Linked DNA regions of Homo sapiens: region 1 is linked to region 2. Evidence: chromatin loops called from intact Hi-C (ENCODE). Cell type or tissue: Panc1. All regions are shown on one strand.

The links. Peaks named below come from ENCODE experiments on the same cell type or tissue, not always from the same donor. Only the 100,000 strongest peaks of a DNase experiment are listed, where the experiment ranks them.
Region 1: a loop joins it to region 2, with 7 times the contacts of the local background. A loop is called at or near these places in 19 of 110 quality-filtered maps.

What each region holds. Positions count from the first base shown.
Region 1 is chr7:93,091,379-93,093,878 of GRCh38, reverse strand. No RefSeq gene overlaps it. Among named protein-coding and RNA genes, the nearest start is that of SAMD9, 25 kb to the left of the region's middle. RefSeq lists an enhancer at 920-969. In Panc1, a CTCF peak has its summit at 950; a DNase peak (open chromatin) is centred at 908.
Region 2 is chr7:93,226,986-93,229,485 of GRCh38, reverse strand. It overlaps a transcript of HEPACAM2 not described here. Among named protein-coding and RNA genes, the nearest start is that of HEPACAM2, 1.8 kb to the right of the region's middle. In Panc1, CTCF peaks have their summits at 842 and 1,044 (motif pointing right); a DNase peak (open chromatin) is centred at 1,055.

The sequences.
Region 1 (2,500 bases), 140 kb after region 2:
ATTACAGGTGTGAGCCACCATGCCTGGCCTCACAAACTTAATTATAGAATGTTTAAATTCTGTAATTTGGAGGAGGAGGAGGAGCAAGATGGCTGAATAGAGCCCTCCAGCAATCATCCCCCTGCAGGAACAGCAATTTGAACAACTGTTCATATAAAAATCCACCTTCATAAGAACATAAAATCAGATGAGTGATCTTAGTACCTGGTTTTAACCTACTGATAAGGAAAGAGGCATTGAAGAAGGTAGGAAGGACAGTCTTACATTGCCTACACCACACCTCCCCGAACCCCAGCAGCACAATGTATGGAGATAATCTGTGTGTTTGAAGGAGAAAGAGCAAAGTGAGTGTGAAACTTTGCATTTGAACTCAATGCCACTCTGTCACGGTGGAACACAACACCAAGTAGAATTCTGCCAGTGTCCATGAAGGAAGCATTTAGACTAGCCCTGAGTCAGAGAGAAATTCTCTGTCTCAGTGGGAGAAAGTTTAGTCCTGGCCAGCTTCACCACCAGCCAACTAAAGTGACCTGGTGATATGGTTTGGCTCTGTAGTGTAGAGAACCAAGGATAAACCTAGTCCTTGAAGGATTCACCACCTGCTGACTAAAGTGGCTGTGGGCCTTGAGTAAACATCAGTGGCCGCCAGGCAGTAGTGGCCATGGGCCTTGGGCAAGCACCAAAACTGTGCTGGTCTGGGAGACAATGGGCTTCAGGTACAACCCAGAGCAGTGCCTGCTGGGGTGGCCATAGGAGTGTCCATGTCACCCTTCCAACAGTTCCAGAAGGCCCAGTGCAGAAAGAGAGACTTTTGCTTAAGGAAAAGAGAGGGAAGAGAGTAAGAGACTTTGTCTAGGAACCCAGGGAATTCTCCTTTATCTTCCCCAAGTCCACCAAGATTGTGTATCTAGGAGTCTGCAAAAGCTTCAGTGTTCTTGGGCTTAGGGCACTCCCTAGTGTTGAAATGACTGCAGTAACCATAGGCTTAAGTAGCAATACTCAATACCCTTTGAAATCATGAAAAACCCTCTCAAGAAAGACTGGCATGAACAAGACAAGACTGTGAATACTGGAATAAACACCTAACTTTTCAATGCCCAGACATCAACAAACATCCACAAGCATCAGAAACATCCAAGAAAACATGATCTCATCAGAAAGACTAAATAAGCCACCAGTGATCAACCTTGGGGTGACAGAGATATGTGACCTCAGCCAGGGAATTCAAAATAGCTGTCTTGAGGAAGCATGATGAACTTCAAGATAATACAGAGAAGGAATACAGAATTTTCAATCAGAGAAATTTAACAAAAATTGAAATAATTTAAAATTTAAACCGAAATTCTGAAGCTAAAAAATTTAATTGACAAACTGAAAAATGCATCAGAATATCTCAACAGCAGAACTGATCAAGCAGAAGAAAGTATTAGTGAGCTCAAAGGCAGGTTATATGAAAATATACCACCAGAGAAGAAAAAAAAATGAAGTATGCCAACAATATCTAGAAAATAACCTTAAAAGGGCACATGTAAGAGTTATTAGCCTTAAAGAGGATATAGAGAAAGAGATTGGGATAGAAAATTTATTCCAAGAAATAACAAAGAATTTGCAAACTTATGAGAAAAAATATGAATATCCAGGTACAAGAAGATCAAAGAACACAAAACATATTCAAACCAAATAAAACTACCTCAAGGAGTAAACTAATTAAGTTTTCAAAAGTAAGGATAAAGACAGGATCCCAAAAGCAGCAAGAGGAAAGAAGCAAGTAACATGTAAATGAGCTCCGATATATCTGGCAGCAGACTTCTCAGTGGAAACCTTATGGATCAAGAGGGAATGGATTGACATATTCAAAGCGCTAAAGGAAAACAAGTTTTAAACTAGAATACTGTATCCAGTGAAGTTATCTTTCGAACAGGAATGAAAAATAGACTTTTCTACATAAACAAAAATAGAAGAATTTAATCATCACCAGACCTGTCTTATGAGAAATGCTAAAGGAAGTTCTTCAATCTGAAAGAAAAGGATGCTAATGTGTAATAATAAATCATAAAACTCACTGATAAAATTAAGTACCCAGGTAAATACAGAATACTGTAATACTGTAATTATAGTGGATAAACCACTCATATCTTTAGTATGAATACCAAAAGGCAAATTATCAAAAATAATAACTACAACAATTTGCTAAGAGATAGACAATATAAAAAGACGTAAACAGAGACAATAAAATGTCAAAAAGTGGAGGAGATAAAGTGTAGAGTTCTTCAATTTTCTCTTTGCTTGCTTGTTTTTTCTTTTCTTTTTTGTGAACAAAGTTGTCATTAGTTAAATATAATTGGTTATAAGATGTTATTTGCAAGCCTCATAGCAACCACAAAGAGAACACCTATTTGATACACAAAACATAAAAAGCAAGAAATTAAAACATACTACCAGAGAAAATCACTTATACACAAAGGAAGACAGGAAGAAAGGAACAGAGGACTAATAAAAC
Region 2 (2,500 bases):
ATAAAATTTCTTACCACTCCACAAATACCAAAGCAGTGGAGAGATGCAGCCCCTCCAAGATGATATGACTACACTTCTTGAGCAGGCCATAACAGAAAACAGAACACTTGCCAAAGGTAAAGTAGTGACCTAAAGAGGTGCCCAGGAAGAAGACATTACTGCTTAGTATTTAGCAGCCATATAAGATAGATCAAGGCTTCCACGAGGCAGCTTTGTAGACTTTACAGAAGTGAACACTAGCACAGGCATAGGCATATGTGATAGCCTCCTCTGGCAGCTAACTCTCCCTGTAAACTGGAGAGAATCCACTAATTACAACAATAAGAAACATTTCTTTCCCCAGTTCTTATTCCCCACTGTTCTGCATCTACATTGACCTTGGCATTTCACCACCTCTCCTTAATTGTTTCTGCCACTGCAAAACATGCGTGTGCTAGCTACTTGTGATTAAAAATGTGGATGTTTGAAATGCATGCAGCAGACATTTACTGTATGAAGTAATACCAGTCTGCAATTTAAATAAACTAGATTGTAAACTGTGTAGTGTGATTTGAGAGGTAATAAAAATCCCTGCCCCCAACAAACATACACACACATACACACACACACACACACACACACCCTCCTGCACAGGAGTATATGTGTCCATATCCCATTGTAAATGCACGTGGACACACACACGCATACTCTATCCCAGTGGCTCCTTACATTGCTTGCAGTTTAATCACCGTGGATATAGATTGTTTTAGGTTAATCAGCCTTCTCATTTTAAATGCAAATATAACTAAGATTGGTAAACAGTAACACTACAGGCCCTTTTTTCCTGACTGGAATGATAACAGCAGAACTTCCCAGTGGGTTACAGGTGTGATGTGAGATATGGATGGTAGGAAAATTCTTATAATTATAAAACCTTCAAACTATTTTTAAGAATCATGTAAAAATTAACAATTGTTGAAGTTAAGCTTGAGCACTCTTTTTCTCACTTCCTGTGTAAACATGTTGAAATCAGAAGTTACTCCAGCAGGTAAGAGTTTATATCTACAGTTTACCACTAGAGGGCGCTTTGTCATGATTATCCCAGTAGCCCTTTCCCTAGATGTGCCGTATTATATTTCAATATGTGCCATGAAATAAAAAGATTACAAGTAAGATTCATATGGCATTTATTTTTTAATGTAGCATCTACTATCACCTTATGTCATGAAACAGGGAATATTTTCAAATACAACAAAGAAAATCTCAGAATAAAAAACTCCTTTATATTGAGTATATTTAACACTAGGGAAAAACACAGTACATTGTCTTTATTTCTCTTTTTGCCAGGGACCCAACAAACTTCATTATAATCCAGCACTAGATTGAAAAACACTGAAAACAGCTAATTTGATAACGGCAATTGGAGATTAATATCAATCTAAAAGATGTTGGGGGAACCTATGTGATATCTGTAGAACTTCCATATTACTTTCCAAATTGTATTTTGTGCAATCCAATATTAAAATTTATTTGTATTTCTTACGCATCAACTGAGAATCGTAAGACGGGCCAAGGAGCACTTAGAGTTTTGTTTTCTGGAGAAACAACTTAACAAAAATACCAGTTAAGCATTATGCTACGTGCCCAACATCCATGAATGAATAAGATTATTCTCTGTATTCGAGAGCTCAGAGGGAAAATAAACATCCAATAAAATAAAGATTAAGGAGATAAGTGCTGCAATAGATGTGTGTACCAGATTTAGAGACAGTGCAGAGAAAGTTGTGGCATTGTTATTATTTTGCAGGGAGGTGGGGGAAGCATGAGGAGCTCTTGCCATTTTTCTGAAGCATGGAGGGATCTGAAAGTGACTGATCTCTGAAGAGGACTTCGTTTTCCCAATAGTCACTTACTTTCTTTGCTTATAGAAGTCCTTCTAGAAGAGTTCAGAGCCCTAATGCAAAGAGTGTTTCCAAACTTGGATTCCAAAGTTACTATCATTCCTTTTTTACTTTAATTATGCTTGAGGTATAGTCTTCCTTCCCCTCTTATCATTGAACTTCTTCAGTGGGCCTTTACTGTTAAAACTGATGCATGCAAGGAATTTTCCTTGATTTGATGATTTGATGCAGATTTGGATATATCCTTAACATTTTATATAACAAGGCTAGAACCAGAGCCTTCTTGCAAATAGGGGTTAACTAATAACTTAGTAAATTAAGCGGACATGCTTAGACTATCTGCTGCCATGACAATGGAGAGACCAGGTTGAAAACCTGTAACCTGGACACTGCAGTAGAGGTAAGATCTTTTCTAGATCATTGGTTCACTTCCTCTATGCATCAGCTGTGAAAATGTGGCCTCAGATACTATCTCCTGGCATGCACTTTTCATTATAATTATGCATGGTCCATGCCTCAGTCCCAGTTGGAAACACACCTGTGATTTGCTTTTAAAAATAAGATGAATTCAAAGATTAAATGAAATCAGTCATTGTAATAGGAAACACTGCATAGAAAAA